3 separate regions of the Homo sapiens genome follow, and regions 1 and 3 are each linked to region 2. Evidence: chromatin loops called from intact Hi-C (ENCODE). Cell type or tissue: ovary. All regions are shown on one strand. Links, peaks and the distances in the headings refer to the core of each region. The heading gives the core; the rest is flanking DNA. Region 1 holds the start of MIR6867 (microRNA 6867). Region 2 overlaps RARA (retinoic acid receptor alpha). Region 3 has its middle 9.3 kb from the start of MIR6867.

What was found. A loop is a pair of places that touch in the nucleus more often than their neighbours do. Peaks named below come from ENCODE experiments on the same cell type or tissue, not always from the same donor. Only the 100,000 strongest peaks of a DNase experiment are listed, where the experiment ranks them.
Region 1: it touches region 2 in a loop (2.1-fold over the local background); 53 of 110 quality-filtered maps call a loop at or near these places.
Region 3: a loop joins it to region 2, with 5 times the contacts of the local background. A loop is called at or near these places in 58 of 110 quality-filtered maps.

Annotation. Positions count from the first base shown.
Region 1 is chr17:40,185,593-40,196,070 of GRCh38, reverse strand. RAPGEFL1 (Rap guanine nucleotide exchange factor like 1) reads right to left here. Exons shown (of 15, transcript NM_016339.6): 5 at 7,093-7,205; 6 at 6,696-6,863; 7 at 5,540-5,637; 8 at 5,309-5,431; 9 at 4,577-4,755; 10 at 4,399-4,489; 11 at 3,808-3,858; 12 at 3,378-3,465; 13 at 3,081-3,145; 14 at 2,654-2,708; 15 at 421-2,407. The coding sequence ends at 2,283. It overlaps MIR6867 (microRNA 6867), which reads right to left and starts at 2,474; the gene lies at 2,408-2,474. RefSeq lists enhancers at 1,454-1,503, 1,128-1,628, 4,330-4,409 and a silencer at 4,530-4,589. In ovary, for the core only: a CTCF peak has its summit at 4,268 (motif pointing right); DNase peaks (open chromatin) are centred at 4,270 and 4,680; H3K4me3 peaks cover 1,014 bases; H3K27ac peaks cover 343 bases.
Region 2 is chr17:40,348,967-40,359,444 of GRCh38, reverse strand. RARA (retinoic acid receptor alpha) reads right to left here. Exons shown (of 9, transcript NM_000964.4): 4 at 9,520-9,661; 5 at 7,375-7,535; 6 at 6,938-7,114; 7 at 4,939-5,143; 8 at 4,024-4,182; 9 at 1,802-3,436. The coding sequence ends at 3,219. Among named protein-coding and RNA genes, the nearest start is that of GJD3-AS1, 8.6 kb to the left of the region's middle. RefSeq lists a silencer at 4,283-4,352 and an enhancer at 6,165-6,676. In ovary, for the core only: CTCF peaks have their summits at 798 (motif pointing left) and 4,247 (motif pointing right); DNase peaks (open chromatin) are centred at 784, 3,065 and 4,234; H3K27ac peaks cover 758 bases.
Region 3 is chr17:40,197,656-40,208,133 of GRCh38, reverse strand. No RefSeq gene overlaps it. Among named protein-coding and RNA genes, the nearest start is that of MIR6867, 9.3 kb to the right of the region's middle. In ovary, for the core only: a CTCF peak has its summit at 6,175 (motif pointing left); no DNase peak of the experiment used is centred there.

The DNA.
Region 1 (10,478 bases), core at 229-8,228, 160 kb after region 2:
TTTCCTCTCATCCACATTTTCTTTTTTGGCAGAGTCTTGCTCTGTTGCCCAGGCTGGAGAGCCACTGCGCCTTGCAACCTCCGCCTCCTGAGTTCAAGCTACTCTCCTGACTCAGCCTCCCAAGTAGCTGGGATTACAGGCATGCACCACCACACCTGGCTAATTTTTGTATTTTTAGTAGAGACAGGGTTTCACCATGTTGGCCAGGCTGGTCTCGAACTCCCGCCCTCAGGTGATCTGCCCGCCTCGGCCTCCCAAAGTGCTGGGATTACAAGCATGAGCCACTGTACCCCGCCACCCACATTTTCAAAGTCACTCCAGAACAGCCCTGCTCCTGACAGCACTGGGCGGCCATCCCCTCTCCCCTCCCTCAGCACTTCCACAGCCTCAAAGAAAACAGAATGGAGAACAACAGGCAGGTTGATTCATAGACTTTATCGGCTTCTTCTCCACCCAGCGGTTTCTGCAATGACAACCGCGCCTGTACAATACACATGGTTCACTCTGTTAAAGCTGCAGGGCAACGGGAGGGGGCTGGGGGTCCCTGGGCAGGCATCAAGGCTAGGGGTAAGCAGCAGCCAAGACTGGGCCAGTGGGTCCCAGTGTCCGACCCAGAGGGTGGTGGCAGCTGGAGTTCCAAGGCTGTTGGAAGGGGTCAGGAGGAAGGCTGGGAAGCCAGGGGCTGCAGGGAGAGGAGAGTGCATCAGCAGTAGCAGGGAGGGGGCAGGGAGCAGAAGGGGGCCCATGGGACACTGTCAGGGCAAGAGGGCATGGGACACAGCACCTCCTATGTCCATAGAGGATTTTTGCTGCAGGAACAAGACAGATCACTGTATAAAAGGGTCTGTACAACATTACCTATGATACAATGTTCACATATGATACAAGGCTCTTTCCCTCTTTGAGTTTTAAAAAATAAATGTACAATTCCAGAGCTTTGGGTAAAAAATATATACACCCTCATAGCAGGAGCAGCAGCTGCTTTTGCTACGGCTGTTGCTGTCTCTTCAAAAGGGAAAGAGGTGGTGCCAGAAAGAAGGGTGAGTCTGTGCCAGGAAACCTCACCCAGTAGCTGCCAGGAGCCCCTGCACCCCTCAGGCCTTGAGGCTGGTGATGGGAGAGGGAGGGGAGTAAAGGTAATAAAGGCCTTGCCAGAGTCCAGTGGCGCCTTTACAGTCTCTGCCATCCCCCTCCCCCACTTTGGGGCTGCCTGCCCCAGGTATAGGGATCCACCCCACCCCAGCTCTATGGGGAGGACAAAGGGAGAGTCAAAGAGAGAGGGACAGAGACCATGTTGTTGGTGTCAGACACATGAGCCAGAAGGGGGATGTCAACTCCCTCCTTAGCAGTTAGATATCCCAAAAAGCAGGAGTGTGGGCAGCAGACAACCCTAGCTCCTGATACTGCTCTACCCGAGCCCACTGCAAGGCAGGGGGAGGGTCCTCTAGGCAGCTGAGGCCTGTGTTTCCCTGAGCATCTTTTACCCTCTCATCAGAGCCCATCCCTGGACCTTCCAGAGGCCTGAGTGGGGGACTTGCAAGGGCTGATGGGTAACCCCTCCCACCTGCTGCTACTCCCTGCCCCAAAAAGCAGCTTGGCTCACAAGCCTGGGCATGCAGGGCAGCACGAGGAGCTGAGCAGGGAGTGTGGGGGTGGAGAAAGCACCCCGCACCATCCAGGGGCAGAGTAGACAAGGGTAGCACCAAACAGAAGGACCCCTCCCCAGCACACACAACATCCACCCTCAATTACCAGATGCACTCCTGCTCCCTAAAAGAAGACACACACACACACACACACACACACACACACACACACACACACACACACACACACACGGCAACATAATATTCCTGGGGGTCCCAGCCCTGACCAGGAAGAAGCTGGACAGGTGGTGGAGAAGAAGGCTGCCAATCCCTCCCACAATCCCACTCTGCAAGACAGAAGGGTGAGCAGCATTCTTTCCTGCTGCAAGAGGAAGTTGGAAGCTCCATCCCCAGAACAGATCTCGATGGGAGGACATAGAGGAAGGAGCTTTCTATCCCCTTTCTCAGAGGGGACAGGAACCAGCAAAGTGTAGTTTTGGCTTGAAGGAGCAATGGGGAGGGGACTTCAGCAGGATGAACAGACTTATGGGTCCAGGGGTAAATCCATCGACCTCTTTCCCGTGGAGCAGGAAGTTGCTCCACGGGAAAGATGTCAGATGTTGGTTGAGACATCGTGCAAAGTGCTTGAGTGCCAGGTGCCCAAGGATCTGGCGGGTCTGACTGGAGCCTCCACTCTCACTGACTGTTTGCCTCCAGCTTGTAGGAGAGCTCGAAGAGGAGGTTCTGGTTGTCGATGACCTGAAACTGGCGCACATAGGCCTTGGTCTGCAGGTGATTGGGGGATGCCTCCATGTCCAGGCCTAGTGGGTAAAGAGGGAGAGGCAGTCAGGTTCCCAGCTTCCCTTCTTCCTCTACACACACACCGGGCAGAAGATCAGGCTGTGGACTGAGACAGATGTTGGGCAGGAAGGCCTCTGCAGAGGCAAGGAGAGAATGGGGAACCAGCAAGTGTATGGAAATACACATCTGGACAGGGAGTTCTCCCCTGAACCCTCCCGTTCAGTCAAAGCTCTATCTGTACTGCTCTCAGTACCCTGGGTACTCACAAAGGGGCCGGCTCCGGTATTTGCGGATTGTCCTCACTTTTTCGGCCACTGAATGCTGGGAGATGACAAGGAATGAGCCTTGAAAGGGGCACAGAAAGAGGCTCCCCCTCTTATGCTCCCCCTCCGCCATTCTCCCACTCTGCTTTACTCCCTCCAGTCTCCAATTCTGGAGGGTCTCTGAAGGACCAAAGGAGTGGGTGTAACAGAGTGCCATGTGAGGGGGAGGTGAAGTTGCCCCCAAGCTGCCTGTCAGCTCTGCCACCTGTGGGTGGGTTGCCACAGTGATGCCACCAGGGAGACAGTCAAGAGTCTGTTAGGCAAGCTGGGCACTTGGAGGAAGGCTGCTATTTTTGGGAGGTGATGAGAGAGGGAGAGGATGCAAGCCCCCCACTTGTGGGACTAGGGGTTTGCAGTGCCACTCACTCACCAGCTTCTCGATGTTCACCAAACCATCTACAAGGGTCTTACTCCCTTCGTGCAGGAAAGTCAGGTCTAGGGGATGTGGAGAGAATCCAATGTGAGGAAAGGATAAGAGAGGAGTTCGAAAGGGGCCACTGCACCCGAGGACCCCGCTCTTCCCCAGAACCCACTCCGTCTGTGGTGGGGGGCTCCTCTCCAGGTGGGTACTCAGGGCTGAGTCGAGAGGGAGCTGGAAGTCAGAAGCAGGGCATAGGAGAAGGGAAGCATGGGTGGAAGCGGCACAGCTTGGGAGTAACTCTCTCACCTTTGAGGATCAGAGGCACGAAGGGAATCACAGGGGGCTTCATTTTGGAGATCACTTCTCGGTAGCTTTTGTGGTTCCTGCAGGGGTCCTAGTATTCCACAGGAGAGAGATCAAGGGACAGACTGGCCAATGCATCCCAAAGATGTCCTCAGCTTCCTCCCTCACCCCCTGCCTTGTATACATTCCTGATCAGATAGGGGTGCTGGGGGCTTTCTAATGGTGTGGTGGGGAGGGACCTGACTACTCCCCCTTTCCTTCAAGAAAAACAGGGGCGCAATCCTTCCAACCTCACCCTCCAGCATGGTAAGGAGGGTGGGGGGTCCCATACACTAAACACCTTGAAAGGAAAGCTTGAGGAAGGGGGTTTATGGGAACAGAGGGTTTCTGGGCTCTCAGTCCAAGAGCAGAAGAAAGAGCCAAACCCACTCACCGTCAGGTTCTCAAATTTGCGAAACAAGTTCTTGAATTTCCCTGGCAGCTTCTGCAGAGTTTGAAGGAAGGAGAAGGGATATCAGAGTGGAGCTCCTTGGGTTACATGGGAGCCTCGGATTAATTCTCCCTGTTGGAGGGCAAAAGGGCCTGCATGGCTTGTAGGGGGCTGGGAAGCTGGTGGGTGGGGAAATGAAGTCAGGCCTTGGCTAAGTCTAGAGGCTTGAAACAGCCCAGAGGAATTCATTATTCTGGGGAAGGCCAGGTCTGTCTTATGCAGGTGCTTTGTATAAAGATGCCCCCACTGAGTGTGGATGAAAATCAGCCCAACTCCCACAGCCAAGTCTGCGACCTGACCTGGCCAAGGGCTGCCTGCCGTGACTCAGGCGGGATCCGGGCTTTTCACTAATTTGCACAAAGACAGGGTCCATTAGCCAAGCTGTGCGCCCTGGGGTTGCGTATGCCAGAAGAGGGCGCCTCCCTCCAACTGGCGCAAAGACTCCCTCCAGGCCGGCGGCCGTCCCGGGAGGACGCACTTCGGGGAGCCCGGGATGCCCAGATTCCCAGGTAGGAACGGGAGGGGTCTCATCACCTCCCAGGTGAGTCGAAGGCGGCTGACAGCGGCGTTGTCCAGCCCCATGACCACGGCGTAGAAAGACAGCAGGTCCTGGTTCTGCTTGCAGCTGCGGGGGTGGGAGGCGGGGTCAGGGGCGGGCGGCGGCGCGGGCCTCCGGCCTCCGGCCCCCCATCCCGCCGACGGCCGCACTCACAGGGCCGCGATCTTGATGAACTTCTTGAGCAGCTGCGCGCGCTTGCCCGGGGCCTCGCAGAGCAGCACTTCGGTGGCCACCCAGTGCGTGACCTCGCTGCAGCGCTGCAGCAGCAGCTCCAAGTTGGCCGTCTCCCGGCGGCCGCGCTCCCCGTGGAACACGTAGTCCACGAACTCCAGCTGCACCCACGGCAGCGGAGGGGCGGCCAGGGCGCCAGGGGGTGAGGGGAGTGGGTGGGAAGATGGCAGTGCAAGGCGATGAGGAGCGAAAGGCAGGAGGGCGGGGGCGGAAGGGGTGGAAAATAGAAAAATAGAAAGGACAGGAGGCGGCAAAGATGCGGAAAAAGAAAACAACCAGCATTAATAATATTTCACCAGCTACTGAGCACTTACTAGGTGCCAGGCATTCGCTCACGGCTGACATCCTCAAGACAACCATCTGCTAGGCATTATTGTCTCTGCCTTATTTTATTTCTTTAATAGTGAATATTTTAAAAATAGAAATCCTGGGTCAGGTTCTGTGTAAACAGCACTTGGGCCCTGAGCCACTGTGCTCTGGGGTCTCTCTCTTTGCGATTTTTTTCAGATGGGGGAACAAAGGTTACGGCCATGCGTTGCCCAAGGGCTTGCTGCAAGTGAGCCTTGGAACCAGGACGTTGTGCTGCGAACACCGTCTCCCAATGGCACATTTCTCCCTCCAGCCCCCCAGCATAGCACCAGCCTCGGTCCCCACCTCATGCACACATCGGAACAGCTCCCAGTGGAAGGCAGTTAGGTGGTTGGCAACGTCCTCAGGCTCCACTCGGTGGATCTCTGTGTCTCCAGGGGAGACCTGGATCTCCTCGGGGAGGGGCACCTGGTGGCAGGCAGGGGCATAGGGGCTGGGCTCCTGGTGGCAGGGTGAGGGATTGCTCACAGCCCTCCTCAGCCCTCCATTCCAGTCAAGGCCTTGGGAAGTTCTTACCAGAGCCTCATAGCTGTCCCGAGTACAGGCAAACAGGTGGCTGTTGATGCCCAGTGCGGTGAAAACACAGTCCTCAGTGGGCTGGAGAAGGACCTTCTCTGCAGGAGAAAGAGCTGCTCATCCTCGGCCCCTGCCGCCTGCACCCTCACACATCCCACACTGACACTGTCCTATCCAAAAACTCCTCACCCCACACTGACACATTCTAGACTAATGGAACTCATCTTATCACTAGTTTATGCCATATTTATCTGGAATTTGTCAAATGATTATTTCTTTTGCATTTATAACTTTTTTTCTACTCCCTTTCTTTCACAGCTTTTCTCTTACTCTGTTGTCCTTGTGACACTGGGAAGGCTGAAATTTTTTCCTACTGTAGAGGAAAACAAAGCTTCAGTGACATTGCTGGCTTTCTGCCTTCCCACTCATCCTGTGTCTTTAGCCTGTGAAATGTGGCATCCTTACATACACAGGGAGGTTAAAGGATCAGAATACAATCCATAGGTGAGTGAGGGGCAGCACTCAGATCAGAACCTGAGTCCTAGACCAGTGCCTCCCAAACTTTTTTTTTTTTTTTGAGACGGAGTTTCGCTCTTGTTGCCCAGACTGGAGCACAGTGTCTTGATCTCGGCACTGCAACCTCCGCCTCCGCGGTTCAAGTGATTCTCCTGCCTCAGCCTCCCAAGTAGCTGGGATTACAGGTGCACACCACCATGCCCAGCTAGTGCCTCCCAAACTTTAGTAGGCATAGGAGTCCCCTGGGGGGTCCTGTCCAAATGCTGATTTGAACAAGACCAGCAGGTCGGGGTGGGGTCGCAGATGCTGCATCTCTTTTAGAGACAGAGTCTTGTTATGTTGCCCAGGATAGGGCGCAGTGCCTATTCACAGGTGCAATCATAATGTACTACCTTGGATTCCTGGGCTCAAGCAATCCTCCTGCCTCAGCCTCCTGAGTAGCTGGGACTGCAGGTTTGCACCACTGCACCCAGCAAGATGCTGCATCCTAACAAGTTCCCAGGCGATGCACATGAGGCTTGTCCCGGGACCATACTTTGAGTAGCAAGGGCCTAGAATTCAGTCTCTACCCCTCCCCCAGAGCCCTGAGCTTGTGAGTTTCTCCTCTCGGAGCATCAGCCCAGTTCTTCCTGACCCTCACCTCCAGAGGAGGACACAGCTACCAGGATGAGGGAATCCTCACGCCCCGCGGGCTCCTCTGAATATTGAAGTTTCTCCGTCACAGAGCCCAGAATGTCCTGCACAGATGCTGAAAGGCGGCTGCGTATGGTCACATAAGAGTGGTCAGGCATGTATACACGGCAGAAGACTGGACGGAAACAGGAAAATGGCTTTCAACAGAGGGCAGAGTGGCAGCAGCTGGCACAGTCTCCTCCAGGGTGCCTCTATTCCCCACCAGAGGCTGGCCTCTGAAGAAGGTCCTGTGAAAGGGGCTGGTTCTACCACCCAGGGAGATGCCACTGAGGGTGCTCAAGACCCAGAGATATGTCCCCCTGAGCCACTCAGGACACCCTGCCCCTCCTAATGCCCACACTCACTCTCATCAGAGCCCCGGAAGGCCACCCGGGTCTGCAGACAGGAGTCTATCCGGCGGAAGTGGCGGAAGAGTGGCTTCACCTGCTTGCTGGGTGGCTGGTTCTCCTCTGGAATCCTGGCATGGACACAGCTGGGCATCAGCACGCCCTGCCAGGCATATGGACAACCAACACCAAGCAGGCAACATCAAGCAAGAATATCAGAATTGGGTCAAGGATGCACCAGCAGCAATTTCAGGTGGTTAAGGGGGTCAGAAGAGAGGACAATGAGCAGTATGGGATAATTATCCAAGTAACCCTAATCAAATGCCACCTCTTCCATGAATTCTTCTCTGATCCACCCCACCCACCAGGAAGGTCACTTTCTTCTCTCAACTACTATAGAACATTGGGATAATGTTTATGTTCACCTCTTATCTCTTCTATGAGATTGAGAGCTCTTGAGGACTGGGATTTGGTTCTTACTGAGTATCTTTTCATCCACCAGGGCCTAACACACTGCTTGACACATGGTAGGTAGTAGGTCAGCAGCTGTTTGCTGAATTTTGCTGAAAAGAACTTCACAGTCTAGGAAGGAGATAGACAGGCATACAGCTACTTCTAATACCAGGCAGGAGGTGTTGATAATATAACAAAGGTACCAGGAGAGTTATGCTGGTGTGGGGGAAGAAGAAAGCTATTCCTAAAAGGAAGATCTGGGAAGTTTTCATTGAGAAGATGGCATTTGACCTGGGCCTTGGAGGAAAGCAGGAAGAGAAGGAGGTGGAGGCCAGGTGCAGTGGCTCACACCTGTAATCCCAGCACTTTGGGAAGCTGAGGTGGGCAGATCACTTGAGGCCAGGAGTTCAAGACCAGCCTGGCCAACATGGTGAAACCCCGTCTCTACTAAAAACACAAAAATTAGCCAGGCGTAGTGGCGTGCACCTGTAATCCCAGCTACTTGGGAGGCTGAGGCAGGAGAATCGCTTGAACCCGGGAGGGGGAGGTTGCAGTGAGTTGAGATCACGCCATGCACTCCAGCCTGGCAACAGAGCAAGACTCCATCTCAAAAAAAAAAAAAAAAAAAAAAGGCCAGGCGCGGTGGCTCACGCCTGTAATCTCAGCACTTTGGGAGGCCAAGGCGGGCGGATCACGAGGTCAGGAGATCTAGACCATCCTGGCTAACACGATGAAACCCCGTCTCTACTAAAAAAAATATAAAAAATTAGCCGGGCGTGGTGGCAGGCGCCTGTAGTCCCAGCTACTCAGAAGGCTGAGGCAGGAGAATGGTGTGAACCTGGGAGGTAGAGCTTGCAGTGAGCCGAGATCACACCACTGCACTCCAGCCTGGGCGACAGAGCCAGGCTCTGTCTCAAAAAAAAAAGAAAACATGGTGGGAGGAGGGCATTCTGGGGTGGACAATATAACCGACCATGGGAAGTTCGAGAGCGCAGGAGTTGAGGTGTCATGGATGGAGGGGATGTAGGAGATGAGATGGGAAGGATCAGCAGAAGGCAGAAAGGGAAGGGTATTGAATGCTGGGATGTTTCACTTTCTCTTGGAAGCATGGGGAGCAGGGATGCCTTTGGAACAGGAGCATGAAAGATCTCTCTAGTGTCAGCACAGAGAAGGCAGAGAAGGATGCTAGACCACAAGCTGAGGCCTCCCTAAGGGTTGTGGTGGTGGGGACAAGAGAAGAGAGAAACTAAAAGGGCAGAATGGATTCATGGATGGATGGATACAGTGGTGTCCTGAAGCTGGTTCACACTGGCTCACAAGAGCATACTGTTAAGTTCTGGGGAATTTTACCAACTGTTTTTTAAAGAGCCATTAAAATATAAATAAACAAATATATCTCCATATATAAATATATATGTTTTATAAACTTATAGTCAGGCCAGGTGTGGTGGCTTACACCTAGAATCCCAACACTCTGGGAGGCCAAGGTGGGAGGATTGCTGGAGCCCAGCCTGGACAACATAATGAAACCGTCTCTATTAAAAAATAATAATACAAATTAATAAATAATACATAAAATTTATAATCAAATAAGTTGTTACCAAAAAAACAGTTTCCTTCCTGTTTTCACTACTTTTTTTTTTTTTTTTTTGAGACAGAGTCTTGCTCTGTTGTCAGGCTGGCGTGCAGTGCTGCAATCTCGGCTCACTGTAACCTCCACCTCCTGGATTCAAGCAATTCTCCTGCCTCAGCCTCCCGTGTAGCTGGGATTACAGGTGTGTACCACCACGCCCGGCTAATTTTTGTATTTTTAGTACAGACAGGGTTTCACCGTGTTGGCCAGGATGGTCTCGATCTCTTGACCTCATTCTGCCTGCCTCGGCCTCCCAAAGTGCTGGGATTACAGGCATGAGCCACCACACCCAGCCCACCTCTTTTTTTTTTTTTTTTTTTTTTTTTTTTTTTTTTTGAGACGGAGTCTCGCTCTGTCGCCCAGGCCGGACTGCGGACTGCAGTGGCGCAATCTCGGCTCACTGCAAACTCCGCTTCCCGGGTTCACGCCATTCTCCTGCCTCAGCCTCCCGAGTAGCTGGGACTGCAGGCGCCCGCCACCGCGCCCGGCTAATTTTTTGTATTTTTAGTAGAGACGGGGTTTCACCTTGTTAGCCAGGATGGTCTCGATCTCCTGACCTCATGATCCACCCGCCTCGGCCTCCCAAAGTGCTGGGATTACAGGCGTGAGCCACCGCGCCCGGCCTTTTTTTTTTTTTTGAGACGGAGTCCACTCTGTCACCCAGGCTGGAATGCAGTGATGCAATCTTGGCTCACTACAACCTCTGCCTCCTGGATTCAAGACATTCTCCTGCCTCAGCCTCTTGAGTAGCTGGGATTACAGGCATGTGCCACCATGCCTGGCTAATTTTTGTATTTTTAGTAGAGATGGGGTTTCACCATGTTGGTCAGGCTGGTCTCGAACTCCTGATCTCATGATCTGCCTCTCATGATCTGCCTGCCTCAGCCTCCCAAAGTGCTGGGATTACAGGCGTGAGCCACCGCACCCGGCCTTTTTTTTTTTCTTTAGAGACGGAGTCTCGCTCTGTCACCCAGGCTGTAGTGCAGTAAGGTGATTTCAGCTCACTGCAACCTCCATCTCCTGGGTTCAAGCAATTCTCCTGCCTCAGCCTCCTGAGTAGCTGGGACTACAGGCACGTACCACCACCCCCAGCTAATTTTTCTTTTCTTTTTTTTTTTTTTTTTTTTGAGACAGAATCTCACTCTGTCGCCCAGGCTGGAGTGCAGTGGCATGATCTCAGCTCACTGCAACCTCCACCTCCTGGATTCAAGCAATTCTTCTGCCTCACCCTCCCAAGTAGCTGGGACTACAGGAGCGCCCTACCACGCCCAGCTAATTTTTGTATTTTTAGTAGAGACAGGGTTTCACCATATTGGCC
Region 2 (10,478 bases), core at 101-8,100:
GGACATTGGCATAAGTGAAAACCCTGGGCCCAAACCCTGTTTTACATGTAAAACATTAAGGGTTTTGAGGCCAGGCACGGTGGCTCACGCCTGTAATCCCAGCACTTTGGGAGGCCGAGGCGGGCGGATCATGAGGTCAGGAGATCGAGACCATCCTGGCCAACACAGTGAAACCCCGTCTCTACTAAAAATACAAAAATTAGCCGGGTGTGGCGACGTGTGCCAGTAGTCCCAGCTGCTGGGGAGGCTGAGGCAGGAGAATGGCAATGGCGTGAACCCGGGAGGCGGAGCTTGCAGTGAGCCGAGATTGCGCCACTGCCCTCCAGCCTGGGTGACACAGCAAGACTCTGTCTCAAAAAATAAAAGAAAAGAAAAGATAAAGAAAAAACCATTAAGGGTTTTGTTTGGGCTTTTTTTGCATTGTTTTATTATAGATCAAACATGCCGATTTTTATTCCAACATCCACCCATGCTCTTTAATGTTCCTGGGCTTCTTGTACAGAATGGCTTCCAACCTTCTTTTAAATCCAAATGTATTCATTCAAAAGAGGGGCAAGCATTAATCTATTGAAACACATAGCACTGCCCCTCAATTTATCCTTTATAATACGGTTGTGACAACATATTGATCTGTGAAATCACGTGTACAGGTACAGTATGTTAGATTTCATTTCAGACTCGTAAAGATGTTAGAAAATATTTACTGGAGGAAAAGCGCCTCGGTCCCCGCGGTTGCCTCCAGCCTAGGGCGGCCGGTGAGTCAAGCAAGGCGCTGCCGCCACCTGGTGGTTAATGTAGAAATGGCAGGCAGCCTCTAGCAGAAGGAACCCTTTGCCTTACTCCCTCCCGGCTAGGCCCCCACAGCTTCCATCCCAATCCTGTGTTCTTGTTAAGTTTCTTTCTTCTTTTTCTTTCTTTCTTTCCTTTCTTTCTTCTTTCTTTTTTCTTTTCTTTCTTTCTTTCTTTCCTTTCTGTCCTTTCTTTCCTTCCCTTTCTTTCTCTTTCGTCCTTTCCCTTTCCTTTCTCCTTTCTTTCCTTCCTTCCTTCTTTCTTTTTCTTTCTTTCTTTCTTATTTGAGACGGAGTCCTGCTCTGTCGCCCAGGCTGGAGTGCAATGGCACGATCTCGGCTCACTGCAAGCTCCAGCTCCCAGGTTCAAGCAATTCTCTTGCCTCAGCCTCCCTAATAGCTGGGATTACAGGCGCCCGCCACCACGCCCAGCTAACTTTTTTGTATTTTTAGTAGAGACGGGGTTTCACCATGTTGGCCAGGCTGGTTTTGAACTCCTGACCTCAAGTGATCCGCCCACCTCAGCCTCCCAAAGTGCTGGAATTACAGGCATGAGCCACTGCGCCAGGCCTCTTGTTAGGTTTCTATGAGTCCCTGACCCCAGCTCCTGTGCCATCTGTCATTCCTGCCGTGATGGTGAAGGCTTCCCAAGGACCAGAAATGTCTAGGGGTGGCTCCGGCTTCCTCCCTCAGACTGGGGGTTCCCTGAAGGTGGGGGCAGCTTTCCTCCTCTTCTCTCCCACTCCCAGACTGGGGCTCCTTGACATGGGCAGTGTGGATCCCCAGACTGAGGGCTTCCCAAGGGGCAGGACTTTCTCCTTCTCAGCATCTCCAAAGACCCCAGCACAAGGTAAGCCTCAGAAGGCAGCTTGGAAGGGTGCCCTGGCCAGCCCCTTGGCCCCAGTGCTCATTCCTGGCCATCACAGGCCCAGAGCACATGACGAAACCCATCCCAAGCCCCCAGACCAGACGCCAAGAGGAGGGGGTGGAGGCAGCAAGGCTGGAGGCATGTGTAGAATAAATAGAACTTTATTCTTTATCCAGTAGATCTCAGTGGAAAGCCCAACAGTAACAGGTGCACCCACGGGCTCCAGGGGAAGGGGCCCCAACCCCTGGTGAAGGAGGTCGGGGCAGAGCCAGCTCCCCCAGCTGGGGGTGCAGGGGTGAGGGGAGACCCCCCTGTAGGCCCGTCCTGCGGGGTAAGGAGGGGGCACGGGGGTGGGACAGGTTGGGGGTGGGGGGCAGGCCAGGGAAATGGAGGAACTCGGGCCAAGTGTGTGTCGGCCCATCTACTGTCCAGTGTGTGTGTGTTTGTGTGTGTGCGCACGCGCATGTGTGTGGTGTCTGGGGGCCCTATGGGGGTGCTGGTGGCTGAGGCCGGGGGTGGGGGCAGCTCGGGCCCCTGGCCAGCCCCTTCACAGTGGGGGCTGGGGAGCCTAGATGATGTGGGCCCTGACGGGAGGCAGCTCTGCCGAGGAGCCAGGTCTGGGAAAACTCTGTCCCGGGGCCCTTGCTCTGCCCTGCTCCATGCCTCATGGTGGGTGCAGGCAAGTGCCAAGGCCAGGAGCCTGTCCTTTCAGGGCTGCCCCACACCGTCCACACCCAGTGGTCAGGCAGAGGGAGAAAGGGGCTGGCGGCTTCTCCAGTGGGAGGGAGGGGAAGGCAGGCCTTGGAAAGTTAGTACTTCACAGTTTTAAAGAGAAAACTGAGGAGGAAAAGGCTGAGGAGGAGAACTGGGGGGCACAGGGACATGAAAGGAGAGTGGGGGCCCCTTCCGAGCCACTCCCTCCCCCGGACCCACCCCCTCCAGCTCTGGATCCAGCTCCCCCCAATACACAGCACAAATTCCTTCAGTATAAATGTGCTTAAAATGAAAATTCTTATTAAAAAAATCAAAACAAAAAAATTAAAATAAAAACAAAACCAGCGAGAATTAATACCTGGGGTTGGTATGGCAGGGTATGTACAGGGGGAACCCCCCGCCCCTGTCCCACCCCCTCTGTCACCAACCGAGGCAGGGGGGAGGTTGAGGTTCCCCAGCTGGGGAGCAATGGCTTGTGAGTTCTGAGGATGGGGGAGCCAAGTCCTGGCGTTTGCTGGTGATGAAGATGTGGTGAGCTGGGCAGAGGGGTGTCTTGATGAACACGAGGCCCCCAGGACCCATCCTGAGACCCAGGACCAGGGGCCTCACTCAGTTCCTGGCCTCGGCCTCTGACGTCAGCCCAGGCTGTGGGAGCAGGCAGTCCACTGAGGGCCCAGGCCTCTGTCCAAGGAGTCGCTGCCTCCTCCCTCCCCGTCCCCCAGGGAAGGTCCCCAGTACTGCCCGGGAGGGCAGGTGGGGGCAGGGCTGGTGCGGGGTCACATGGTCGGTAGAAAGGCAGAGAAAAGCCGGGGCGGAGGGCGAGGGCTGTGTCCATGTGGCGTGGGCGGTCACGGGGAGTGGGTGGCCGGGCTGCTTCTGTTGGAGCTGGGGCTGAGGCTGGGGCTACAGCTGCCTGGCGGGGGGGCCAGGCCACCCCCGTCCCGCCCCCCACCCCCCGGCTGTCCGCTCAGAGTGTCCAGGCCCTCTGAGTTCTCCAACATTTCCTGGATGAGAGGCGGCATGGAGCCCGGGATCTCCATCTTCAGCGTGATCACCCGCTCAGCCCCTGCAGGAAAGGAGGGGGCAGAGGTCAGCACGCTGGGCCAGCCCTCCCACCCCCAGCCCCAGCAAGCCTGGCTCGAGGTGGGAAGATCAATACTGCTGATATTAGCATCTTTCTTGGGATTCAGTTCTTTGACACGAGCCAGCTCTCTTAAGCCCCCAGGTCCAGAGGCTGGTGGCAATGGGGCAAAGTGGTCCCGAACTCCGGCTCCAGGGCCAGACTGCCGGCCTGGGCTAGACGCCAAGCCCTTCCTTCCCCTGTGCTGTGTGCTAGGGATCATCCCGACCCCTCTGTAAACACGAATGTTATCCCCGCCCTCGGAAGGGAAACTGTAGCTAGGAGCTGTTGAGTGACCCACACAAGGACACACACCCACGTGTCTGGTTCCAGAGCCACGATCTGAACTACCACACAAAGGTGACACAGGCGGGCCACCTCGGCAAAGTGGAGTCACTAGGGGACCTCAGCCTAGACACAGATGGGGACAGGTGTCGTATTGTCCTGGCACAAAGACATGGGGTGCTGGCTTGGATGTGGGGGCCTGGGCCAGGTGTCGGGGGCCGGTACCCCTCCAGGTCTGTGAGCCTCACCCTTGGCGCTGATGCTTCGCAGGTCAGTAATCTTCATTAGCATCTTGGGGAACATGTGGGGGCGGCTGGGCCTCCGCTTCCGCACGTAGACCTTTAGCGCCTCCAGCAGCGGCTCCTGCAGCATGTCCACCCGGTCCGGCTGCTCCAGGTCCTGGCGGTCTGAGGAAGCAGAACCACCCCCTGAGCAGCTGGGAACACAGCTGCACCCCCAGCCTCGGCCACCGGGGGGCGTGCCTGCCCAGGCCATGGAGGAGGGCAGCTCGCAGGCGCCTCCCCACACAGGGCAGGGCATGGGGTCTCTGCTGCCGCAGGGTACAGAGGCCCTTAAAAGGGAGCAACGGGAGCTGAGGGTGAGGGGGTGCCCCAAACCCTCCCTGAGCCCAGTTAGTGGGATGGGACCCCAAATGGGCAGTGCCATCCTCAAGCAGGGAGAGGGTTCCCAGGCAGGCTCCCACTCCCCCCTGTTATTCTGGAAACCAGATGAAATGGCAGAAATCACAACAATAAAATAGCAACTAACAAGCACTGGAGCTCGCTCTGGGCACCTGCACAGTATCTGTTACCACCGTAATCCTCCCATCAACTTCATGAGCTAGAGACCGTTACCGCCCCCACTGTACAGAAACGGAGGCCCAGAGAAGTTCAGCAACCTGCTCAGGGTCATGCATCGGCCAGGAGGTGACCCTGGTTGGTCCGACCCTCAAACCCTCACTCTTAACCTCCCTAGAAGGGGTGTTGCCCAGAAATCGGGAACAGGAGTCCAGGCCCCACATGGCCCCCTTGCTGTGTAGTTGCAGACCAGACCCTGCCCTCTAGAGATACCTAACAGAGGTGGCCTGAAAGAGCTCCCTGGAAGAGACTCCAGGGCTGCACCCCCGTCCCAGCCCAGCCCCCAGACCCAGGCCCCCTGCCCACCTCCGCAGATGAGGCAGATGGCGCTGAGCAGCCCCGTCTCCGCATCATCCATCTCCAGGGGCAGCAGCTGGTTGGCGAAGGCAAAGACCAGGTCGGTGAGGGGGCCGAAGCCAGCGTTGTGCATCTGGGTCCGGTTCAGGGTCAGCCCGTCCGAGAAGGTCATGGTGTCCTGCTCGGGCGTGTACCGCGTGCAGATCCGCAGGATCTGGGTGCAGAGGATGCTTGGGTTCAGGGACTGAACCCGAACCCACTCTGAGCACTCGGCACCAGCACTCCGCACCAGCACTCCCGGAGGACCACCTGGCAGGTGGCCGGAGCAATGCTGTCTGATAGAATTTTCTACAATGATGGAAAGGTTCTACGTCTGCACCATCCATACCTCAGCCACCAGCCACATGCGTCTACTGAGTACTTGAAATGTGGCTAATGCAACTGAGGAACTGAATTGAGTTTAATTTTAATTAATTTAAATTTAAAGAGTCACATGTGGTGAGCAGCTACTGTACTGGATAGTGCAGGTCCAGGTCATCCTGCCTACATGCAAAGAATGTAGAGGGGACCTAGAATTTCTAGGAGCTAAGGAACACTGGGCTGCTGCCTACAGCTCCCAGGATGAGGTACACAACAAGCGCTCAGTAAATGTGTATTGGCTTGAATGTGGTTGCAGGAACCCAGACGGCACCTCCTGCATCCACGGCATGGGGATGGGAGCCCCTGCAGGCAGCACAATCTAAACCTCCCACCCATCACCCGCCTCAACATTCAGAGGTGCCCATGGAGAAATGACAGTCTGCCGGCTCACGCGGGAGGATCACCTGAGGTCAGGAGTTCGAGACCGGCCTGGCCAACATGGTGAAACCCCGTCTCTACAAAAATACAAAAATTAGCCGGGTGTGGTGGCGGGTGCCTGTAATCCCAGCTACTCAGGAGGCTGAGGCAGGAGAATCGCTTGAACCCGGGAGGCAGCAGTTGCAGGCTGCAGTGAGCCAAGATCATACTACTGCACTCCAGCCTGGGTGACAAGAGTGAAACTCCATCTCAAAAAAGAAAAACATAAAAAGAAATGACAGTCTCGTCAAATCCCAGGTTCCCCACCCTGGAGGTGACCAAGAGGGAACAGGTGGACCGAGCCCTTGTCAGGGACAGCAGGAAGGAGAGTGCTCCCTCCAGCCTAGGCTTTGGCAGTTCCCACCACCTCTTCCTGCCCCCACCCCCTGCATCCAGCCTCCAGCCCAGTCTACCCTCGGGCTCACCTCACCGAGTGCCCGGCAGTCCCCTGAGCTCAGCATGGCCTCACAGCAGCAAGTCTTTCACTTCCTGCTCCTGAGTTAGGGCTACCCTCTCACCTCCCCCTCTACAAACCCCTAGATGTCACCTCCTCTGAGACATCATCCTTCAGGCCCAAGCAGTCACAAGCCCTCCCCCAATCTCCAGGAAGCATTGATCACAGTTTTGCAACCTCTGTTGACTTATCTCTTGCCTCACATGGAAGGTTTTCAAGAGAGGGGATGGTGGTGCATTCACCGCTGGGTTCCTGACACCCAGCTCGAACACTGGCCAGAGGATCCTAGGTGAATCTTTTTAGTTTTTTGCAGAAATAAGGTCTCACTATGTTGCCCAGGGTGGTCTTGAACTTCCAGCCTCAAGTGATCCTCCTGCCTCGCTCGGCCTCCCAAAGTGCTGGGATTACAGGTATGAGCCACTGCACCTGGCTCCTACGTGAATCTTTATTACTGGCTAAATGGATGGATGGCTGGGTGGCTGGATATGTGTATGGGTGAACAGGTGAGCTCCTGCACATCTGGCTGCTAGGTGGCTGAGTGGACAGGGAGACGAGTGGACAGGTGGACATATGGGGAGAGGAAGGGCAGACATTTGGGCGGTGGGCATTTGGACAGGTTGATTGCAGACAGACATTTAGGAGGGTGGCTGTCTGGCTGGAAGGACATCTACCCAGGACACAGGGGCAGTGCCTGGGGGCCAGGGTGCAGACCCTCACCAGGATGTCCAGGCAGGCAGCCTTGAGGAGGGTGATCTGGTCGGCGATGGTGAGGGTGGTGAAGCCGGGCAGCTGCTTGGCGAACTCCACAGTCTTAATGATGCACTTGGTGGAGAGTTCACTGAACTTGTCCCAGAGGTCAATGTCCAGAGAGACACGTTGTTCTGAGCTGTTGTTCTGGGGGAGGAGGGAGAGTGAGGGCCTTCTTCTCCATGGCACCCCTTCTCAGCCTGGCTCCAGCCCCCACAGGCCTGCCCTCTACCCAGCCTTCACTTCCTGGGAGCTCCTTGGGAAGAGGCAGCAGGAGGAGGGAGAAGAGAGGGGAAGGGAAGGACGCAGAGATCTTGCCTGGCACAAGAAGGGGTGCCTGAGAGGGGCCCATCCTGGCCCTGTGGCCCTGGGCAAATCCCACCCTGCAGGCCGGGGGAAAGCCATACCGTAGTGTATTTGCCCAGCTGGCAGAGGGCAGGGAAGGTTTCCTGGTGCGCTTTGCGCACCTTCTCAATGAGCTCCCCCACCTCCGGCGTCAGCGTGTAGCTCTCAGAGCACTCGGGCTTGGGCACCTCCTTCTTCTTCTTGTTTCGGTCGTTTCTCACAGCTGTGGAGGGCAGAGGGGGTTAAGAGGGCAGCTGCAGGCTGCTCAGGGCCTCGTCCACCCCCAGCCTGACAGAGAGCTGCCAGCTGCTGAGGAGGTCACCCAGGCTTGTAAGCACGCGCACACAGCACGCGTTCACGGGCAGGCAAGGCATTGCCACGCACTCCAGCCCTCCATGCCCACCCAACCCACACATCAAGTTCTGCCCCAGAAGCCCCATGAGCACAGCTGTGGCCCTGCACACACCCCCCACCCCACCCCATAGCCAGCCGCATGCTATCCCCCACGCGTCTACTCCAGCTCACACTCCAGGCGACGGTGCCCTCCTAGGTGCTCTGCCTCCTCTTTCCCCAGGAAGGTCCTTCTCCCGCCTCCACTCACCCAGCCCTCCCAGCTGCAGTCTCCCTGGGGGTCCCTTGGGACTGGCTCTGAGCAGCTCCTGGGGCAAGTGGGGAGTAGGGCTCCCCAGCCTGAGAGTGGGGGACCTGGCGGGGAGAATCTCTTGGCCCATTAGCTGGGGAGCTGACAAATCACCAGGGGCGCTGAGCCGCACACACCACTCGGCTTTAAAGAAGCGATGGGGTCGTTACCAGCCGATTATCCAGACACACAATCACTCACAGGGCTGGTGGTGGTGGCTGCTGACGCGGGAGGAAGGGAGGGTGGGGGAGGGGCTCAGGGAGGGGGTAGCGAGGTGGGGGTAGCTGGCATAATTTGGAGATCACTCATGTCGATTCTGCAAATTCAATAAAGTGCAGGGGAGAGAAGGGAGAGGGAGAGGGAGAGTGGGGGGATAATTTGGGAAGAGAAAATTGCAGCTGTGACAAGACGTTTATCATTCGGAAGCTTTAATTCTATTGAAATGGCAGCTGCTCAGCTCCGGGGCACAGAGCAGCCGGGAGAGGGGGAGTTGGCGGTGGGAGGGAGAAGGGGAGTTGGCGGTGGGAGGGAGAAGGGGTCCCCTCCCTGGTCCTTCTGCCATGAAAAGAGCAGAAGGTGGCACAAACAGAGAGGAGGAGGTGACAGCCCTTAAGCGAAGGGTTCCAGGCTTGTGGGTCTTGAGTTGTCACCCACTCTTGCAGCAGGAGCCACTTCCTGGGCTCAGGACAAGGCACCCCCAGCCTCCTGTGGCAGGACACTCCAGTCCCCTCCATTCCTGTCTGGGGCTCTTCGTGCAACAGTCAGAACCATCTCACCCGTGCCCCCTCCCCACTGCCCTCCCCACAAAGGGCTAGGGGGTCCTGCAGCCCCCTCCCCCATCCCATCCCCCAAGGCTCAGGCTCCATGGCAACGGCCACGCAGACAAGGAGGCGTCTGTCAGCGTCATTTATCTCTGACATCATCAATCACCGGTCACCATGGCAACACCCATGATTCAACACAAGAGGGTCTCCCTGTCCAGCCTTTCCCTCCCTCCCTCCATCAGGCCTCAGCTGAGCCCAAAGTGGAAACCCCGTTTCCTCTGGGATCTGAGAAGTCCCAATTCTTTCTTCCAACTCTGAATCCCAGGCTTAACTAGACAATGGCTTTTGGATCCTTGTGCCAGCCCTTCCACCCCCCCATACACACATAAGTCCAGCCAAGCACCCCTCAGAATTCAAGCCCCTCCCCTAAGACTCACAATCAGAAGGGACTGCCTATGCCTCTGAGCCCCACCCCAAAACCAAGCACGGCCTGGAAGAAAGCCATCCTGGAGCATGCACACACACACACATACGCAAGCACACACAGCCAGACGTGCAGAAACAGGAATGGTTACACATACACGGTCCCGGAGCACAGACCTGCCCGTGGACACACAGCCAGCCAGACTCGCAAACAGGTCCTTGCAGCTACACACAAACCATCCTCAACCGTGAGCCCGCACACCACGGCATGCGTGTTCATGCATGTGCACAAACATCCACAGAGCCCTGCTCCCTTGGTCTTTAGGAGCATCTGAGACCCCAACTGAGGCGGGACTCGGCCCCTGCCCTATGGCACTCACACTCCTTGGACATGCCCACTTCAAAGCACTTCTGCAGTCGGCAGTACTGGCAGCGGTTCCGGGTCACCTTGTTGATGATGCAGTTCTTGTCCCGGTGACACGTGTACACCATGTTCTTCTGGATGCTGCGGCGGAAGAAGCCCTGGGTATGGAGGGGAGGGAGTCAGGTTGTCCACACCCACAGTGGGAGCAGTGCCTGGCTACGGTCTCAGTCTAGGGGAGGAGGGCCAGGCCAGCTGCTGCCCCCAAGCGTTTGCCCATCGCCTACCTGAGCAGGCCAGAAAAGCTGGGGAGAATGATTCACCTAAAAGGATCCTCCTCAGGAGAATCCCAGTACCTGCCTCAACACTGCAGGATGGGCAGGAGTCTTCCCCCAACCCACAGCACACACCTGACTCCTCCCTTCCAGGGAAAAGACCTCAGGGCTGCTGGTGAGTCAGAAATAGGAAGACATGGGGCTAACTGGGCAACAGCCAGGGATCTGGAACCCACACCCCTGAACTCAGAACACAGGAAAAGAAGACAAGCCCGAAGAGGCCAGGAGGCAGATACACGGGCTGGCCAGAGAAATGGAGGCGAACACACACATGCACTCAGGAGCAAGGCAGAAAGATGTGAGTTCACCAAGACAGGTGTGCACCGACCCATCACAGACACAGACCCAGGCTGGCCAGGGGCTCCACATACAGGCTGACCAGAGGGACAGGCGGACAGAGGAAGAACAGACCAGGAACAACCAGACAGGACAGGCAGACACACAGCCTGAGTCCTTGTGCTTTGCCCTTGACCTCCGTCCCACATCTGGGGATAGCTACTCCAGGCTGAAGAGCAGCCCAGAGCTGCAAGGCCCAAAGCTGTGAAGATTCTGAGCCCCAATCTCTGGAGGAAGAAACGCACACAGAGGCTCAGGCCCCAGGGAAAGGAGGAGAAGCCGGGCGCAGGGCTGCTAAGGACCAGGT
Region 3 (10,478 bases), core at 2,221-10,220, 150 kb after region 2:
AGAGAAACACAGAACAGCAAAACCAAACAAACCAGTAATATATGCTGACCTGGATGAGCCTCACAGGCAGAGTGTTGTGGATGGGGAGTTGCTGAACACCACATCCAGTATGATAATATTTATATAAAATCTAAAAACATTCAATTGGCCAAGCGTGGTGGCTCACACCTGTAATTCCAGCACTTTGTGTGGCCGACCGAGGCAGGCAGATAGCTTGAGGCCAAGAGTTTGAGACGAGCCTGGGCAACACGATAAAAACCCCGTCTCTACTAAAAATCCAGAAAAATTAGCTGTGCTTGGTGGTGCGCGCCTGTGGTCCCAGCTACTCAGTAAGTTGAGGTGGGAGGATCACTTGAGTCCAGGATGCAGAGGCAGAGGCTGCAGTGAGCTGAGATCGTGACACCGCACTCCAGCCTGGGTGACACAGGAAGACTCTGTCTCAAAAAAAAAAAAAAAAGAAAGAAAAGAAAAGAGAGGCTGGGCGCAGTGGCTCACGCCTGTAGTCCCAGCAGTTTGGGAGGCCGAGGCGGGCGGATCACGAGGTCAGGAGATCGAGACCACAGTGAAACCCCATCTCTACTAAAAATACAAAAAATTAGCCGGGCGTCGTGGCGGGCCTCTGTAATCCCAGCTATTCAGGAGGCTGAGGCAGTATAATCACTTGAACCTGGGAAGCGGAGGTGGCAGTGAGCCAAGATCATGCCACTGCACTCCAGCCTGGGTGACAAGAGTGAGACTCCATCTCAAAAAAAAAAGAAAGAAAGAAGAAGAGAGGACACAGAGAGACACACAGAGGAGAATGCCTTGTAATGATGGAGGCAGAGACTGGTGTGATGAGTCTAGAAGCCAAGCAAATAAAATTCACATAACATAAAACTCACCATTGTAACCACTTTAAAGCATCCAAGTGAGTATATAGTATATTTACAATGTTGTACAGCCATCACCACTATCTAATTCCAAAACATTTTCATCACCCAAAAAGAAACTCCATACCCATTAGTAGCCTCTCCCCATTCTGCTCTCACCCCAGCCCATGGCAACCAGAAACTATCTACTTTCTGTCTCTATGGATTTGTCTATGCTGGACATTTCATATAAATGGAATCATACAATATGAGGCCTTTTGTGTCTGGTTTTTTAGCACAGTTTTTTCAAGGTTCATCCATGTTGTAGTATATATCAGTACTTCATTCCTTGCTATGGTTTGACTTTGTGTCCCCACCCAAATCTCATGTCAAATTGTAATTTCCAATGTTAGGAGGGACCTGGCAGGAGGTGACTGGATCATGGGAGCAGATTTCCCCCTTGCTGATTCCGTGATAATGAATGAGTTCTCATGAGATCTGGTTGTTTAAAAGTGTGTGGCACTGGCCAGGCACATGGCTCACGCCTGTAATCCCAGCATTTGGGAGGCCAACGCGGGTGGATCACCTGAGGTCAGGGGTTCAAGACCAACCTGGCCAACATGGTGAAATCTTTTCTCTACCAAAAATACAAAAATTAGCCAGGCATGGTGATGCATGCCTGTAATCCCAGCTACTCAGGAGGCTGAGGCAGGAGAATCGCTTGAACCCGGAAGGCAGAGATTGCAGTGAGCTGAGATCATGTCACTGTACTCCAGCCTGGGCGACAGAGTGAGTCTCAAAATAAATAAATAAATAAATAAATAAAAGTGTGTGTCACCTCCCCTTCTGCTCTCTCTTTCCTGCTCATGTGAAGATTACTTGCTTCCCCTTTCCCTTTCTGCCATAATTGTAAGTTTCCTGAGGCCTCCCCAGCCGTGCCTCATGTACGTCCTGTGGAACTGTGAGTCAATTAAACCTCTTATTTTTTTTTAGATGGAGTCTCGCTCTGTTGTCCAGGCTGCAGTGCAATGGCATGATCTCGGCTCACTGCAACCCTCGCCTCCTGGGTTCAAGTGATTCTCCTGCCTCAGCCTCCTGAGTAGGTGGGACTACAGGTGCGTGCCACCACACCCAGCTAATTTTTTGTATTTTTAGTAGAGACTGGGTTTCATCATGTTGGCCAGGATGGTCTTGATTGCCTGACCTCGTGATCTGCTAGCCTTGGCATCCCAAAGTGTAGCGATTACAGGAATGAACCACCGTGCCTGGCCTAAACCTCTTTTCTTTCTTTCTTTCTTTCTTTTTTTTTTTTTTTTTTTTTTGAGACGGAGCCTGGCTCTGTTGCCCAAGCTGGAGTGCAGTGGCGCAATCTTGGCTCACTGCAAGCTCCACCTCCCGGGTTCATACCATTCTCCTGCCTCAGCCTCCCGAGTAGCTAGTACTACAGGCGCCCACCACCATGCCCAGCTAATTTTTTTGTATTTTTAGTAGAGACGGGGTTTCACCATGTTAGCCAGGATGGTCTCAATCTCCTGACCTCGTGATCTGCCCACCTTGGCCTCCCAAAGTGTTGGGATTACAGGCGTGAGCCACCGCACCCAGCCACTAAACCTCTTTTCTTTATAAATTACCCAGTCTCAGGTAGTTTTTGTGTGTGTGTGTATGTGTGTGATGGAGTTTTGCTCTTGTTGCCCAGGCTGGTGTGCAGTGTCACAATCTGGCTCACTGCAACCTCTGCCTCCTGGGTTGAAACGATTCTCCTCCCTCAGCCTCCCAAGTAGCTGGGATTAGAGGCACCTGCCACCACGCCCAGCTAATTTTTTTGTATTTTTAGTAGAGACGGGGTTTCACCATGTTGGTCAGGCTGGTCTTGAACTCCTGACCTCAGGTGATCCACCTGCCTCGGCCTCCCAAAGTGCTGGGATTACAGGTGTGAGCCACCGCACCTGGCCTCAGGTAGTTCTTTATAGGAGTGTGAGAATGGACAAATACATTCTTTTTTATGATGGAATAGTATTCCATCTTATGAATATACCACATTTTAGTTTATCTACTTTGGGCTACTACAAATAATGTTGCTATGAACAGTCTTGTACAGGGGGTTTCTTTTGGGGGGTAATGAAAATGATCTAAAATTAGCCAGGTGCGGTGGCTCACGCCTGTAATCCCAGCACTTTGGGAGGCCAAGGCAGGTGGATCACGAGGTCAGCAGTTCGAGACCAGCCTGGCCAACATGGTGAAACCCCCATCTCTACTAAAAATACAAAAATTAGCCAGGCATGGTGGCGGCCGCCTGTAATCCCAGCTACTCGGGAGGCTGAGGCAGGAGAATTGCTTGAACCTGGGAGGTGGAGGTTGCAGTGAGCCGAGACCGTGCCATTTCACTCCAGCCTGAGCAACAGAGCGAGGCTCTGTCTCGGAAAAAACAAAAAAAACAAAATTAACTGTGGTGATGGTTACACAGCTTGGTGAATATACTAAAAACCATTGATTTGTACATTTTAGGTTAATTACATAGTATGTGAACTACATCTCAATAAAACTGTTATCCTCAAAATTGCAACACACTGTTTGGAGATGTATACAAATGTAGTACAAGTTTACAGGAATGTTATACTGTTGATGAAAGAAAAATCAAGCTTTTGGCTGGGAACAGTGGCTCACACCTGTAACCCCAGCACTTTGAGACTCTGAGATGGGAAGATCCCTTGAGCCCAGGAGTTTGAGACCAGCCTGGGCAACGTAGCAAAATTCTGTCTCTACAAACAATAAAAAAACTAGCCGAGTATGGTGGTGCATGCCTGTGGTCCCAGCTACTCGTGAGGCTGAGGTGGGAGGATCACTTGAGTCCAGGAGGTCAAGGTTGCAGTGAGCTGTGATTGCACCACTGCACTCTAGCCTGGGTGACAGAGTAACATCCTGAACCCCCCCCAAAAAAAAAAAAAGAAGAAGAAGAAGGAAAGAGACAGAGAGAGAGAGAGAGAGAAAAACCAAGCATTTAAAGAATAAGTTTTATGCAGAGTTTCACTGAGGATTGCAATCTGGGAGGAGACTTTCTTTCTTTCTTTCTTTTTTTTTTGAGACAGAGTCTCGCTCTTGTTGCCCAGGCTGGAGTGCAATGGCATGACCTTGGCTCACTGCAACCTCCGCCTCCCAGGTTAAAGCGATTCTCCTGCCTCAGCCTCCCAAGTAGCTGGGATTACAGGCTCCCATCACCACGCCCAGCTATTTTTTTTTTCTTTTTGAGACGGAGTCTCGTTCTGCTGCCAGGCTGGAGTGCAGTGGCACGATCTCAGCTCACTGCAACCTCCGACTCCCTGCTTCAAGTGATTCTCCTGCCTCAGCCTCCCGAGTAGCTGGGATTACAGGCATGCGCCACCACGCCCTGCTAATTTTTCTATTTTTAGTAGAGATGGAGTTTCACCATGTTGGCCAAGATGGTCTCAATCTCTTGACCTTGTGATCCGCCCGCCTCAGGCCTCCCAAAGTGCTGGGATTACAGGCGTGAGCCACCACGCCCGGCCATTTTTTTTTTTTTTGTATTTTTAATAGAGATGACGTTTCACCATGTTGGCCAGGCTGGTCTCAAACTCCTGATCTCAGGTGATCCACCTGCTTCAGCCTTCAAAGTGTTGGGATTACAGGCATGAGCCATTGCGCCCAACCTGGGAGGAGACTTTCAGAGAGATTCAGTTAGACTGCTCCGGAGTAGTGAATACACAGGTGGTGGCGGTTCTGTATGTGCTCAGAAGTTATATTAAATATATGCTGAGAAGTTACATTAGAGCAAAATCTCATCAAAGTATGGGTGCGAAGATACATCTGGTTATAGATTACAGAGGCATAATCATTAATTCGTCACATTGTTTTACGTACAGGAAGAAGCAAAGGCCAGGATCACTGAACTTATCTTTTCGGAAATTGCAGTGACTTTGGCAAGAGACACAGGAAGCTGTGCCCTATCCTGCTTATCATTTTCAGGGCATTCTTCTGGGCTGGGGACTGTGCTCACACTGACTCAGGGGCTTTGTGAAATTCTGCTGCCAAGGGAATTGGTGAAATTCTGCTGGCAAGCAGAATTAACAAAAGTGGCTACTTAGGTTTGCTACTTTGTGTCACAATACCATACTTATGAGGGTGGTTGTCTCTGGAAAGAAAGAAAGAGGATGCAACTGGGGACAGGTACCAGGTTCAGCTGGAGGGTAGGGTTTCATTTCTTTTTCTTTTTTTCTTTTCTTTTTTTTTTTTTCAGACGGAGTCTCTCTCTGTTGCCCAGGCTGGAGTACAGTAGCACGAGCTTAGCTCGCTGCAACCTCCGCCTCCCAGGTTCAAGTGATTCTCCTGCCTCAGCCTCCCGAGTAGCTGGGACTACACACCTGGCTAATTTTTTTGTGTTTTTAGTAGAGACGGGGTTTCACTGTATTAGCCAGGATGGTCTCGATCTCCTGACCTCATGATCTGCCCACCTCGGCCTCCCAAAGTGCTGGGATTACAGAAGTGAGCCACGGCACCCGGCCAAGTTTTCATTTCCTAAGCTGGGAGGTGGAGACTCAAGTGCTCATTATATTAGTCTTTAAACTTTTTGTATGATTGAAATATTACACAACACATTTAAACATAATGTTTTTTCTTTTTTTCCCCAAATATTAGGATTCTTTTTTTTTTTTTTTAGACAGTCTCACTTTGTCACCTAGGCTGGAGTGCAATGGCTCAATCTCCACACACTGCAACCTCCACCTCCTGGGTTCAAGCAATTCTCATGCCTCAGCCTTCCGAGTAGCTGGGATTACAGGCATATGCCACTACACCTGGCTTTTTTTTTTTTTTTTTTAGTAGAGGTAAGGGTCTCACTATGTTGCCCAGGCTGGTCTCAAACTCCTGAGCTCAAGCAATCCTCCTGCCTCAGCCTCCCAAAGTGCTGGGATTACAGGCGTGAGCCACTGCACACGGCCTATTTATTTTTGAGACATGTTCTTGGTCTGTTTCCCAGGCTGGCGTGCAGTGGTGTGATCATAGCTCACTGCAGCCTCAAACTTCTAGGCTTAAGCGATCCTCCCACTAGGACTACAGAAGGAAAGTGTTTTTAAAAATGGAGACTTAAAAGGGTTTAAACGCTAAAGATGAAAGAGCTCATAGGGAGAGACTGAAGAAACAAGTTCTTCCGGTCAAATATGACTTATATCTGGGGATAGACCCTCTCAGAAGGATTCAAGATTACCCCAAGAAAGGCACTATCCTCCTCTGGGTTATGTAGCCTCCTCCCTCATCCCCAGGCAGGTTGAGAAAACAATCTTGGTGGTGACACCTAGTGGATTCAAAGGGCACTGCCTAAATTCTTCACTGCACGCAGCACACCTCATGAAGACACCTTATTTATTTATTTTTTGAGACAGAGTCTCGCTCTGTCACCCAGGCTGGAGTGCAGTGTTGGGATCTCGGCTCACTGCAACCTCCGCCTCCTGGGTTCAACTGATTCTCCTGCCTCAGCCTCCCGAGTATCTGGGACTACAGGTGACCGCCACCACACCCAACTAATTTTTGTATTTTTAGTAGAGGCAGGCTTTCACCATGTTGGCTAGGCTGGTCTTGAACTCCTGACCTCAAGTGATCTGCCTGCCTCAGCCTCCCAAAGTCCTGGGATTATAGGTGTGAGCCACCATGCCTGGCCAGGAAGGGAGAATTTTTTATTTTAAATCTGTTATTAAAAACAGTGGACTGTCAGAATCTGAATTGCTTTATGGTGTAATGTAGCTACGGTAACACTTAACAAATTTTACATGACCAACTCAACAAGCCAGATAGACACACTTGTATACCCACCCCCAGGTCACGATATGGAACATTTCTTTTATTTATTTATTTATTTATTCCTCACTCTGTTGCCCAGGCTGGAGTGCAGTGGCCCGATCTCAGCTCAGTGCAACCTCAGCTCACTGCAACCTCCACCTCCCGGGTTCAAGTGATTCTCCTGCCTCAGCCTCCCGCACCTCGACCTCCCAGAGTTCTGGGATTACAGGCGAGAGCCACCGCGCCTGGCCGATATGGAACATTTCTATCGCCCCACAGGGCTTCTTCATGCCCCTTCACGGTCAATACTTTCCCCTACCCTATTGAGTAGGCACTATTTTTACTTCTTTTTTTTTTTTTTTTTTTGAGACGGAGTCTTGTTCTGTCGCCCAGGCTGGAGTGCAGTGGCATGATCTCGGCTCACTGCAAGCTCCACCTCCCGGGTTCACGTCATTCTCCTGCTTCAGCCTCCCGAGTTGCTGGGACTACAGGCGCCCGCCACCAGACCCGGCTAATTTTTTTTGTGTTTTTAGTAGAGACGGGGTTTCACCGTGTTAGCCAGGATGGTCTCGATTTCCTGTCCTCGTGATTCGCCCGCCTCAGCCTCCCAAAGTGCTGGGATTACAGGCATGAGCCACCGTGCCCAGCCTATTTTTACTTCTATCCCCGTAGATTAATTTAGCCTGCTCTTGAACTTTTTTTTTTTTTTTTTGAGATGGAGTCTGGCTCTGTTGCCCAGGCTGGAGTGCAGTGGTGCCATCCCAGCTCACCACAACCTCCGCCTCCCAGGTTCAAGCGATTCTCCTGCCTCAGCCTCCCTAGTAGCTGGGATTACAGGCATGCGCCACCATACCCAGTTAATTTTGTGTTTTTAGTAGAGACAGGGTTTCTCCGTCTTGGTCAGGCTGGCCTTGAACTCCCAATCTCAGGTGATCCACTCGCGTTGGCCTCCCAAAGTGCTGGGATTACAGGTGTGAGCCACCGTGCCCGGCCTAAATTTTTTTTTTTTTTTGAGATGGAGTCTCGCTCTGTCGTCCAGGCTGGAGTGCAGTGGCACCATCTCGGCTCACTGCAAGGTCCCCCTCCCGGTTTCACGCCATTCTCCTGCCTCAGCCTCCGGAGTAGCTGGGACTACAGGCGCCCACCACCACGCCGGGCTACTTTTTTGTATTTTTAGTAGAGACGGGGTTTCACCCTGGTAGCCAGGATGGTCTCGATCTCCTGACCTCGTGATCCGCCCGCCTCCGCCTCCCAAAGTGCTGGGATTACAGGCGTGAGCCACCGCGCCCAGCCTTTTTTTTCTTTAGACTGAGTCTTGTTCTGTCGCTGTCGCCGGGCTGGAGTGCAGTGGCGCAATCTCAGCTCACTCCAAACTCTCCCTCCCGGGTTCAAGCGATTCCCCTGCCTCAGCCTCCCAAGTAGCTGGGATTACAGGCGCACGCCACCACACCCAGCTAATTTTTTTGTATTTTAGTAGAAACAGGATTTCACCATGTTGGCCAAGATGGTCTCACTCTCCTAACCTCGTGATCCACCCGCCTCGGCCTCCCAAAGTGCTGGGATTACAGGCGTGAGCCACCGTGCCCGGCCTTTTTTTCTTTTTCTTTTTTTTTTTTAAGAGAAAGAGTCTCACTCTGTCACCCAGGCTGGAGTACAGTGGTGCAATCATAGCTCTCTGCAGCCTTGAACTCCTGGGCTTAAACAATCCTTCCACCTCAGCCTCCTGAGTAGCTGGGACTACACACATGCACCACTATGCTTGGCTTTTTTTTTTTCTTTTTTTGAGACACGGTCTCCCTCTTTCGCCCATGCTGGAATACAGTGGCATGATCTCTGCTCACTGCAGCCTTGAGCTCCCAGGCTCAAGCAATCCTCCCACCCCAGCTTACCAAGTAGCTGAGACTACAGGAATGCACCACCATATATGGCTTTTTTTTTTTTTTTTTTTGAGACGGAGTCTCACTCTGTCGCCCAGGCTGGAGTGCAGTAGCACGATCTCGGCTCACTGCAACCTCTGCCTCCCGGGTTCAAGCAATTATCTGCCTCAGCCTTCTGAGTAGCTGGGATTACATAGGTGCCTGCCACCATGCCCAGCTCACTTTTGTATTTTTTAGTAGACATGGTGTTTCACCATCTTGGCCAGGCTGGTCTTGCACTCCTGACCTCGTGATCCATAGGTCTCAGCCTCCCAAAGTGTTGGGATTACAGGCGTGAGCCACCCTGCCCAGCCTTTTTTTTTTTTTTGAGATGGAGTTTTGCTCTTGTTACCCAGGCTGGAGTGCAATGGCACGCTCTCAGCTCACCACAACCTCTGCCTCCCAGGTTCAAGCGATTCTCCTGCCTCAGCCTCCCGAGTAGCTGGGATTACAGGCATGTGCCACCACGCCCAGCTAATTTTGTATTTTTAGTGGAGACAGTTTCTCCATGCTGGTCAGCTGGTCTCAAACTTCCGACCTCAGGTGATCCACCCACCTCGGCCTCCCAAATGCTGGGATTACAGGCATGAGCCACCGCACCTGGCCTATTTTTTTATTTTTTTGTAGAGACAAGGTCTCCCTATGTTGCCTGAGCTGGTCTCAAACTCCTGGACTCAAGGGATTCTCCTGCCTCAACCTCCCAAAGTGCTGGGATTACAGGCGCGACACACCATGCCCAGCTACATTTTTTATTTTTTGTAGAGATAGGGGTCTCACTATGTTGGCCAGGCTGGTCTTGAACTCCTGGGCTTAAGAGATCCTCCTGTGTCCAGAACTGGTTCCTTCCAGTGGGTTCTTAGTCTTGCTGACTTCAAGAATGAAGCTTCAAGAATGATGCCACAGACCCTCACGGTGAGTGTTAGCTCTTAAAGATGGTGTGTCCGGAGTTTGTTCCTTCAGGTGTTCAGATGTGTCCAGTTTCTTCCTTCTGGTGGGTTCGTCCTCTCCCTGACTTCAGGAATGAAGCCACAGACCTTCAGCAGTGAGTGTTACAGCTCTTAAAGGTGGCGCTTCTGGAGTTGTTTGTTCCTCCCAGTGGGTTCGTAGTCTCGCTGGCTTCAAGAGTGAAGCTGCAGACCTTTGTGGTAAGTGCTACAGCTCATATAGTGCGGACCAAAAGAGTGAGCAGCAGCAAGATTTATTGCAAAGAGCAAAAGAACAAAGCTCCCACAGCGTGGAAGGGGACCCCAGTGGGTTGCCGCTACTGGCTCGGGTGGCCTGGCCCCACCCACATCCTGCTGATTGGTCCATTTTACAGAGCGCTGATTGGTCCATTTTACAGAATGCTGATTAGTCCGTTTTACAGAGTGCTGATTGGTTCGTTTTTACAGAGTGCTGATTGGTGCATTTACAAACCTTTAGCTAGACACAGAGCACTGATTGCTGCATTTACAAACCTTTAGCTAGACACAGAGCACTGATTGGTGCATTTACAAACCTTTAGCTAGACACACAGCGCTGATTGGTGCTTTTACAATCCTTTAGCTAGACAGAAAAGTTCTCCAAGTCCCCTACCTGATTAGCTAGACACAGAGCACTGATTGGTGCATTTACAATCCTTTAGCTAGACAGAAAACTTCTCCAAGTCCCCACCTGACCCAGAAGCCCAGCCAGCTTCACCTCTCACTCCTACTTCAGGCCCCCAAAGTGCTGGGATTAGAGGTGTGAGCCAACATACCCAGCCTGTGTCTGGCTTCCTTTATTCAACATTAAGTCTGTGAGATTCATTCACGTGGGTATTAATAATTTGTTCTTTTTTCTTGCTATATAGTATTCCACCATAAGAATATGCCCCAATGCATTTGTCCATTCATGTGTTGAAAGACACTGGGTTTTTTTCCTTCCTTCCTTCCTTCCTTCTTTCCTT